2 separate regions of the Homo sapiens genome follow, and region 1 is linked to region 2. Evidence: read pairs that join two places in POLR2A ChIA-PET (ENCODE). Cell type or tissue: CD4-positive, alpha-beta T cell. All regions are shown on one strand. Each heading gives the region's core, and the rest is flanking DNA. Links, peaks and the distances in the headings are about the cores only.

Region 1 (5,366 bases), core at 1-5,000, 56 kb after region 2:
ATATATAATATATATAAAATATATATAATTATATATAATATGTAGTACATATAAAATATATAACATATAACATAATATATAATATATAATATATAACATAATACATATAAAATATAATATATAACATTATATAAAATATATAATATATAACATTATATAAAATATATATAACATAATATATAAAATATATAATATATATATAAAATACACACACACACACACACACACACACAAAAGTAAAGACACGAAGTCAAAAGATAAAAATAGCAACTATAGGCCAGGCACAGTGGCTCACGCCTATAATCCCAGCACTTTGGGAAGCTGAGGCGGGCGGATCACTTGAAGTCAGGAGTTCGAGACCAGCCTGGCTAACATGGCAAAACCCCGCTTCTACTGAAAATATAAAAATTAGCTGGGCGTGGTGGTGCGCACCTGTACTTCCAGCTACTGGGGAGGCTAGAGTGGGACACTGCTTGAACCCAGGAGGCAGAGGGTGCACTGAGCCAAGATCATGCCATGACACTCCAGCCTGGGAGACAGAGTATGACTCCATCTCAAAACAAAAGAAAAAACAAAAACAAAAACAAAAAAACCCTGAGAGGAGAGATGAAAATTAAGGGAACACCCAGTTCATTTTAATCCAAACACATCCCTACTTAGCTTTTGAAACTGCTATATTGAGAATTATACACATCCCTAAAAACAATTACATTCCTGTGTACAAAGAAATGATGCAATGCTCAGTTACCAACATTGTTTCGTCAGAGTACTAGCAGCTCTTTGGTAATACTTCACATGCACCAGAAGAAGCTTCCCAAATACCGTATCAAAAAACACTGTGTTGCATCAAGTCAGGAGAACAAAAGCAACCAGGACACGGTCCTCATAAAAGAACTTCTATATTTACTCATTAGACCCCAATCTTTATGAAGTCTTGTCACTTTACTTTCATCCTGAATCTTAATAATTGAAGTTAATTATCTTAAAGGATCAGTAGAAGGGTTTCTTTCTTGGGTTGGGGTCCTTCATTAGCATCTGAATAACTTATATCCAACTTCCTTAGAATTTTAAAAACATACACCCTGTGAACTCACGAAAGTATCCTGGATATTACAACAGATACGCAAGTGGCCTAAAACCAGCACATCTTTGCTCCTAACCTTGCTTCACTGAAGCTTTGACAGAGCACCTTTCTTTTATGAGTTTGGACAATGGAGCACTCAGGAAATCAGAGCAGCATGTGGCTCATTCCTGAGCAAGATGCATCTGAGATGTTAAGACTCAGTTCTCCTTCACAAAGAAGTCAGAGCCTAGGGGATCTTATAGATGCAGCTTAGCTGTTTCTAAGTCATCAACAACAGAACATCAAATAGTTGATGGGCTGCGAAGTTCCTTCCATGGAAAGTTTCCACAGTTTACTCTTAGTAAGGTTCCACAGCTTACCTACCTATATTTGGAAGGTAACTCACCTGTTTAGTTAGTGTCTGTGTGAGGATTGGAACCAGATACTGTAGTGCTCCCTTCGCATAAAACTTGCTGGTGTGCTCAGGGGGCCGTCCTTGTTCTGCTGCCTGAGGAGAAACAAAGCAAATTCTAGACAAAAGCAACCGAGCTCTGTATACTAAAGGCATACAATGAGAGCCGAACAGGGATCTCTTAACAGAAACAGAAACATACAAGGACAAATGGTAACATACAATGTGATCTTGGAAAGTGCTAATTTTTTGGTCTACTTCAGTGAGAATCTTTTAGGCCATATAATATAGGTCCAAGGCAACATTAAGTATAACTTTTTTTTCATAAGTTCAATTCATATGGACAACCTGATATTTCAGTGTTCCTTGGATCAACACACACTCAGTTTGCCTAAAGATGCCAAAAAAAACCTTTTTATTTTTGTCCTGAAATAAAAGTGTGTAAAGACCAAGCTGGAAACAAAACTTGAATTCAAAGATCCCAAGTACAGAACTCCCCATTCTCTTCCATATCTGACTCTTTCACCAGAGTTAGTAAAGTATCAATTATACATCCTAGGCTTGCATTAGGACTTCCAAAAGGAAATAATTCAGCATCAGGCATCACCTTGGTAAACTGCGACAGCCTGCTGCCCCCTTGTGTTCACAGTGATAATACCACTATTTACGATCAATCATGCCTGACTGCTTGGCAAGAACGTGAGCCCTCATTACTGATGTGCCTCCTTCATGAAGGGCTCTGGCTAGCAGAAAAATCAAAATCTCTGCCAATGGAGATACCCTCTAAACCCAGACAGAATAAAGTTCTCCTAGAAGGGGAACATCATCCACAAATGAGATATGTCCCAAAGCGTATTCAGAGTAATAGTTCTCCCCAGCTCACCTCTGAAGCTTCAATGGCCAAATCCATTTCCTCATCACAGACATTGGACCAGAATTCTATCCCTTGTAAAGCCACCTCATCAATGTCACTTTTCATTGCTTCGATTGTGATCTTAAGAAGAAAAACACCCCAGGCCCCAAATAAGTACTGATTCAAGTGAGTCCCTGCCCCAACCCGGCTTTAACCACAGACATGCAAATTTCAGAAATGTAACTATAAAAAGGAAGCTAGGCTTGAAAGAAAAGATAGGAAAAGAAAGATTTTCTTTTCTTTTTTTTTTTTTTGGTGATGGGGTCTCACTCTGTCACACAGGCTGGAGTACAGCAGCACAATCTCAGCTTACTGCAACCTCCACCTCCCAGGCTCAAACAAACCTCCCACCCCAGCCTCCTCCATAGGTGGGACCACAAGTGCATGCCACCTCACCCAGCTTATTTTTGTATTTTTTGTAGAGGCGGGGTTTCACCATATTGCCTAGGCTGGTCTCAAACTCCTGGACTCAAGCGATCTGTCAGTCTCAGCCTCCCAAACTGCTGGGATTACAGGCGTGAGCCACCATGCCCAGCCTCAGATTTTCAAAATGCAGGTTGTTTCTTTTTTCTTTTTGAGACAGAGTCTCGCTTTCTGGCCCAGGTTGGAGTGCAATGGCGTGATCTTGGCTCACTGCACCCTCCGTCTCCTGGGTTCAAGCGATTCTCCAGCCTCAGCCTCCAGAGTAGCTGGGATTACAGGCACGTGCCACCACGTTCAGCTAATTTTTGTGTTTTCAGTATAGACGGGGTTTCACCATATTGGCCAGGCTGGTCTCGAACTCCTGACCTCAGGTGATCTGCCCACCTCAGCCTTCCAAAGTGCTGGGATTACAGGCGTTAGCCACCGGGCCTGACCTCAAAATGAAGGTCTTTTACCCACACAAAGTTAGCACCAGTTTTCTTGGCACACCACTGATGAGCTTAAACCGAACAGTCTCGAGGAATTTCCTTGATTCCATAGTATTAAGTAAAATATTACAGAATTGGCAAAATAGCGACTAAGGATGATGGGCTCTGTAATTAGCCACAAGCTCAAATCACATAAATAGAAATACTTACTGCAAAAAGAGCAGGACCCATATATGTCTCCATGTACTGATAATATAAGGACATTATCTTCACCAGATTCTGTAAAGCAGCCACTCGTACCTTTTATGAACAGCAGATCAGATAGTTTACTAAAATAACAACGCAATCTGACAAAGTTAGATTCACTCAAATGGGCCAATAATCCTAAGGATTAATTGAGGTAAATATGGGATACGTTATCATTTCCCTAAAATTCATTCTCTCCCTTTAATTCCCTCATTATCTGTTCCTTTATTTTCCCATTTTGTCTCTCTTTTTCGGGGAAGGGACAGAGTTCCGCTCCTGTTGCCCAGGCTGGAGTGCAGTGGCATGATCTTGGCTCACTGCAACCTCTGCCTCCCCGATTCAAGCAATTCTCGTGCCTCAGCCTTCCAAGTAGCTGGGACTACAGGTGCCCGCCACCATGCCCGGCTAATTTTTTGTATTTTTAGTAGAGACGGGGTTTTGCTATGTTGACCAGGCTCATCTCGAACTCCTGAGCTCAGACAATCCACTCACCTCGGCCACCTAAAGTGCTAGGATTAAAGGTGTGAGCCACTGCGCCCGGCCATTTTTCTCTTTTTTTTTTTTTTGAGACAGTCTTCTTGCTCTGTCGCCCTGGTGCAAGTATAGTGGCCATGATCACGGCTCACTGCAGCCTCAACCACCAGGCTCAAGCAATCCTCCCACTTCAGCCTCCCACGTAGCTAGGACTACAGGCTCGCCCCATCACGCACAGCTAATCTTTGTGGACATGGAGTTTCGCCATGTTGCCCAGACTGGTCTCCAACTCCTGGGCTCAAGTGATCCTCTGGCCTCGGTCTCCCAAAGTGCTGGTATTATAGGTGTGAGCCACCACAGCCAGTCCTTTTTTTTTTTGAGATGGAGTCTCCCAGGCTGGAGTGCAGTGGTGTGATCTCAGCTCACTACAACCTCCGCCTCCCGGGTTCAAGCAATTCTCCTGCCTCAGCCTCCTGAGTAGCTGGATTACAGACATGCGCCTGTAAAGTGTTGGGATTACAGGCGTAAGCCACCGCGCCTGGCCTCAGTCTTTTTTTTTGCATTAAAGGTGCGTGTGGAACCCATGGTACGGCTAAATTCACTAATACTATTCAGACTGAAGATATTACTTCTATCTTCTTGAAGGGTCAGGTTTTGGGTATAGCAATAGCAAAGCTGCTTTAATGGCTACAGGGGAAAACAATCACTTGAATAACCTATGGCAATAAAGTAGCAAAGCTGATCAAAAACCTTTTCTCCCTTAACTGTTTGTGTATATATATTTTTTAGTAGAAATGGCTTGAATAACCTACGGCAATGAAGTAGCGAAGCTGATCGAAAACCTTTTCTCCCTTAACTGTTTATTTGTGTATACATATTTTTTAGTAGAGATGGTGTCACTATGTTGCCCAGTTTGGTCTCCAACTCCTGACCTCAGTGATCCTCCTGCTTTGGCCTCCCAAATTGCTGGGATTATAGTGTGAGCCACCACACTGGCACCTTAAACCTTTTTTAAGAGGATGGCAACTTCCATGACAATTCTTCCCTCTTCTCTAATGTTTTTATTAATTATCATTATTATTTTTTGAGATGGAGTCTGTTTGCAGTGGCATGATCTTGGCTCACTGCAACCTCCACCTCCCAGGTTCAAGCGATTCTTGTACCTCAGCCTCCCCAGCAGCTGGGACTACAGGCACGTGCCACCACACCCAGCTAATTTTTTTTTATTTTTAGTAGAGACAGGGTTTCACCATGTTGGCCAGACTGGTATGAAACTCCTAACCTCAGGTGAACTGCCTGCCATGGCCTCCCTAAGTGCTGGGATTACAGGTGTGAGCCACCATGCCCAGCCAGAATATTAATTATTAGTAACAATATTAATCAAACCTTATTGCTGAAGTCAACTGA
Region 2 (5,329 bases), core at 330-5,329:
TCCTTATAAGGTACCCAACCCAACCCGGGCTGAGTCCTTCTCCTTATTCCCTCTGGAGAAAGGCAAGATGGAAGGGCCCTCTATGTCACCCAGTGAGTGTTCCCCTATGTTTTGGGAAGTCATCCTGGTGTCCTAATTGACATTACCCTTCCCTCAACCCAGGCCTCTTCTCACCTCTCCTGGTGTCCTTTCTGTCTGATGACCCTGCAGAACCCGACCCCGTTACTCAGCAAATCCCATCCTGCTGATGGGGTAGGAGTGGGGAAGCAGGGCTGAGAGACCGAAAGGGGCAGGGACTAGCTTCGTCACACAGCAGCCACTGTGGCAGTGGAGGAAGATGAGTCCAGATGGGAAGGACCCAGGAGTCCTGGTTTCCAGGTGGAGTGAGAGGCAGGAGCCTTCCTCACTTCTCCAAACTCCCTGCCCCAGGCAACGGAGCCCACTGCCAGCCATCCAAGCTGTTAGGTGTTTCTGCCTGAGGAGGGAAGGGGCCTGGGCAGCTCCTAGAATGGGAAGAGAATGCCACTGGGCATGTGCCCTGCCAGGCAGTGCTTCCGTCTTTCTGCCCACGCCTAAGTTCATCACACCTTCTGCTCTGCCCTCCTGCTAATCGAACCTGCACTCTCCTCCCTCTTGCTTTTCACCTTGGGACACGTGAGCCAGTGGCCAAGAGTGAGGCAGCAGAGCCAAGTGGAGCCACCAGCTGCCTCATCCCCTCCATGCCAGCCAGACTGCCTGGGATTCTGGGGATCCCTGTATGCCCCTGCCGCAGCCTCAGCAGTAGCTCTGTCGACAGCTCTTAGGAGCTCCTGTTCCGGGCTGGAAGTGAGGAGGGGGCTTTCCTTGACAACAAACAGGGAAATGGGGGGCCCCACGCCCTGGCCCCAGGCTCTTCTTACGATCTAACCCCCTTGGGGCAGGCCCTTCTTCTCGAAGAAACCCAGGGAAGGCTTCCAAAAAAATCACCTGAGGCAGAGTCCCTTTCTTGCCCCGGGCTATAAGTTCTTCTTCTAGTCTAACCTTGATCCCTTGCAGAGGGGTGGAAGAGGGCAGAGATGAATTGCAGTTTCTTATAAACCTGGTGGCTTCTAGTTCCCCGACGACAATACAGCGGAGGAGCCCTGTGGTTCTGGCTCTGAGTCAGGCCCCATCGCCCGGGCGTCCCCAGTGCCATCTCCCTCCGCCCCTCCCCGGACTGGAAAATCAGGCTCATGCCTCTGCCGAGAGTCAGTGCTTCCCCTCCTTCCCCTCACCATCTCGCTTTCCCCTAAAGGGAGGTGTTTCCTCGAAGCAGGGAAAAGTCAAGGGGGCAGAGACCTCACCAGCCACCGGGAGGCGGCACTCGGTAGGCACGGGCACGGGGTGGGGGTGGGGCGACCCTGCCTTCCTCTCCCTTCCCCCTCCACCCCTCCAGCCCAGCTCCCCGGCCATGCTCTTCCAGACGGCTGCATGTGTGCGTGTGCACACACACTTAAAACACGTGTGTGGTTGGTATGTAGGGGGGCCCTCTAGCCCCCCGAGGGAGAGGGCGGGTGGAGGAGGGAAGGAAGGTGTCATGCCTCTGATGTGCCTATCAGTGACACAAACTTTTTCCACACGTATGTTCTTCACACGTTCTGGGTCTGCACGTGCTCATCATGCCTCCCGAGTCACATGTCTGATCGGCGTCCCGCTCCCCCGCTTGGCATTGATCCCTGGGTATTAAGCGGATTCCCTCCGCCTCCCTGTGAGGAGACCCGCCCACCTCGGGAGGGAAGGGTTGGGAATTCAGGAGTCTCTGAGGATACCGGCACCTCCCTCTCAGAAAACTGGCTCCTCCTCCCAGCAGAGGACCCTCGGCCTGGTGGGGGCAGGTCACAGACGTGCCATGCAGACCCTCAACCTTCCCATCTGTTTGAGGGCTCAAAGAGATATCAAAACTCCACCCCTAGACCCTGGATGTAGGTGGGAGAGTTTGGGGAGGGTCTCACCCCTTGGGGAAATTGAACCCAGCCGGGGAGTGGTTAGGAAGGTCTAGGTCAGCAATCAGAAGAACTCACGTGCACCTCGCTGTCAGGGGTGGGGGGAGTATGAGGGAGCCTAAACAGAAAGTGAGCAGGACAGAGGGAGAAAGAAAGAGAGGGAAAGAGAGAAACTGAGACCACGGGCAGTCACAAAGAGAGAGGAGGGCAGCGCTGGATGTGGGCAGGACCTTCTGGATAGCCGGGCAGTGTGGTGAGGGGGCCTGCGGGTCTACAAAGTGGTTGCCTTTTCCCTTTCTTCTCTAGCATCACAGATACGCGAAAGGTCAGTGCTGAGATAATCCAAGCCTTTCATCTCAAGGAGAAATCGAGTCAGAGCAAGACGGCTCAGAGCCACTAAAAGGGAATACAGAACCCTGTAGAGCCCACCCTCCTGCCTCCCAGGTTGTGAATTTTCTAACCCCATGGGGAATCAGGAGGACCCAGCACCTGGGATGTTCAGCACAGCAGGGGCAGTTCCAGCACTCTCTGCAGCTCAAGCAGCTGGGCTGCCTAGCTGGTGCCCAGGCCCTGCCAAGGGGACCCATGATACCCAGTCCCACTAGCAGCATCAGCAGCTTAGCTACCCCGAGAACTGGGACCAGAAGAGGCATGTTGAAAGGAGACTCTTTTGATGACCCAGGCGTCCTCCACCCCAACCCCTCCCCACTCCAAGCTGCTGGGTGTGCAAGCCCAGGGATACTGCTACCTCCACCTTGGTGACCCCCCAGCTCCTGAACCCACAGACATTGCGAGACACAGTGCGCGCAGGCCCTGCCACTTGGGAACTCAGACCCTAGCAAAAGCCTCCAAAGAAAACAATGTTCTGTCTTGGCCTCTGACTCCCCTGAAAATCTGGGGGGCTAATGGGAGGGACTTTTAACCCCCTTAGTCATCCTAGGAAGCCAAGCTGAATAGCAGTGACTGATAGTCACCCGACCACAAGCCAATTTTGCGGTTTCAGTTGTTTTCAGAAGGAGCAGCAAAGCAGTGGCAGGAGGCCCTGGGCAGAGGAGTGGGCTGACTCCCGGACCCCAGCCCCTGCCCAGAGCACTCTGCCCTAGCACGACCCAGCCCAAGGCTCAGCAAGACCCAGAACTGCACCCACTTTACAGATTCACACAGACAGGGTTTGCAACAACCAGAAACAGCCTTCTGTATCCCCTCCATGTACCCCTGGCTACTTTACTGGCAAGGCTGGCTGCTTTCTGCATCCACGATGAGCCCTTTTGCTTTGCTTTTCTCTTTTGTTTTCCTTCATTTCCCCTCCTTTCTTCTTTCATATCATTTCACTTCCTTTCTCTTTCCCTCTTTCATTTTTCTTTCCTTCCCTCTTTTCTTCCTTTCCTTTCTCTTCCTTCCTTATTCCCTCCTCTCTCTCTCCTTCTCTCTCTGCCCCTGCCCCATTACATGTGTGCCTGGCAGGAATAATCTAGGAGTCACAACCAAGAGCAGAGGCCCCTGAGTCCCCCAGGTATACTCCCGAACCACATCTGTCACCTCCCTCATGAGCTACAGGGAAAGAGATCAAGATTAGCTCTAAGGGAAGCTTCCTGCTGAGTGGAGTTTGGAGTAATCTCAGAAATATAGAATGCCAAAATGTCAGAGCCGTGATGGAAATTAAACCACCTAGTCCACTGAGGAACAGAAGCACTGAGAAACCGCACAGTGTTCACAGAGTGCGGCTAGAACCAGAGGTGCTCACTCTCAGAACAGGCTCTAAACGGCTTCCTTCGCTACCCTGCAAGCTGAGAATTCCCTCCCCTTCTCACAATTTTCAGTGTAAACCAGACCCCTTGTCCTCATGACCAGACAGAAGAAGAAAGTAAAGAGGAATGGACTTGGCTCAAGGATGTGGATACAGGTCAGTGGCAGCCCAGGCACAGACAGCTACAGCATTTTGGTAACATATGGCATTGCCGTGTCCTCTTCCTCCAGGAAGCCTACTAGAATTAGGAATGAGCCTGTCACCCTCCACACCTGGTGGCCTCAGCCATGGCAGAGAGAGAAAGGATGAACGAGATGTGCCTGAGTACCAGCCACAGCTCACAGCCCTGAGTGACAGAGAGGAAGGAGGAGGAATGAGAGGGGCAGGAAGTGGGGTCCAGACAGGAGTGGGGAGGTGCGTGAAGCTAGGGAAGGGGAGGCACTCCCACGGGGAAAAAAGCTGCCCTGATGAGTCACTGCTGCCCAGGTGCAGCCCTCCTTGGGGCTGCCCAGCTGCGTTTTAAGTTTTATCATGTGATTTCTATGAAGGATAATGGAGTGGTGGGCTGGAGCTGGCTCATGCCAGCTCTCAAGAGCCAATTATGAGTATCTCTTCCCAGTGCTCAGTGCTGAGGTAGCTTACATTGGAGAGCTGGTTGTTAAACATTTGCCAGCACACCACTGGATAATGAGGTCAGCTTCAGAGCCAGGAGTGTACGCGTCTGCATATGGGTGTGGGATTTCCATGCATGTGTTAGTGTGCACTATTCCTCGGTTCCTGTGGCACGTGGGACACACCTGTGTGGCACTGTGATCCTGGCTGTGTGTGTTGGGAGGAGTGTGTCCCTGCACGTGGGTGTCCCTGGAAGCCTGGTAGGTGGGGAAGGGATGAGCATGGAACTGGGTCGGTCCGTGTGCTTTGTGTATCTGGGGTGATGTGACAGGGTGAGTCTGGAGGGTGGTGTGGTGACAATGCAACTGCTTGACCATCCGTGGGAAGGAGACCCACCTGTGCCCACTGTGGGGGACTAGGGCAGCACCTGAGATCAGAGACACACACCTCTGAGCTCAGAGGACGCAGGGAGTCCTGAGACCCTGTGCGAAGTCTCACCTCTGCACTGCTTCTGTCCTCAGGCACAACCATTTGCCAGTCTGGGAAGGAGTGGAGTGTCCAGGTGGGCATAGGGCTCTCTGATCCCTCATGTGAGTTGTGTGTGTGTGCTGGGCACACACAGAGGCCAGCACCAGGGGGCACTGTCCTCTCCCTTCCCCCTCACCCATGCAGGGGTGAACTATTTCTTTCACACCATCTCCTGATCCTCCCCCTCACCTCCCATCCACAGTGTGCTTTTGCTGTCTGTGGGGAGAAGGGAGAGTTCGGCTCCTGCAACACCCACAAGGCCAAGGGCCCCATGAAAGGGGAGGGGCAAGATCATTATTCAGTCAGCCTGGCCACCTTCTCACCTCTGGGCTGGAGGCCTGGCATGGGCATCCCTTCAAAGTGACATGGTCCCCTGCCTCTCGCCTCATTGGCTGCCTCCAGCTGCTCTACCCCAGGGGACTTGGCTCCACTGTTGCATTGACCTTTGAGGCTCCAAATGAGGTTTCATCTCAGTCTCCCC

Evidence for each region. ChIA-PET counts read pairs that join two places held together with the same protein. Peaks named below come from ENCODE experiments on the same cell type or tissue, not always from the same donor. Only the 100,000 strongest peaks of a DNase experiment are listed, where the experiment ranks them.
Region 1: POLR2A ChIA-PET joins it to region 2 with 5 read pairs; 10 of 35 experiments call an interaction of 5 or more read pairs at or near these places.

Annotation. Positions count from the first base shown.
Region 1 is chr17:47,661,262-47,666,627 of GRCh38, reverse strand. KPNB1 (karyopherin subunit beta 1) reads right to left here. Exons shown (of 22, transcript NM_002265.6): 7 at 3,450-3,539; 8 at 2,359-2,469; 9 at 1,470-1,571. Among named protein-coding and RNA genes, the nearest start is that of KPNB1, 14 kb to the right of the region's middle. RefSeq lists an enhancer at 2,720-2,789. In CD4-positive, alpha-beta T cell, for the core only: CTCF peaks have their summits at 1,889 and 2,090 (motif pointing left); a DNase peak (open chromatin) is centred at 2,117.
Region 2 is chr17:47,717,229-47,722,557 of GRCh38, reverse strand. No RefSeq gene overlaps it. Among named protein-coding and RNA genes, the nearest start is that of TBX21, 13 kb to the left of the region's middle. In CD4-positive, alpha-beta T cell, for the core only: CTCF peaks have their summits at 4,741 and 4,954 (motif pointing right); DNase peaks (open chromatin) are centred at 1,187, 2,937, 4,118 and 4,997; H3K4me3 peaks cover 663 bases; H3K27me3 peaks cover 397 bases.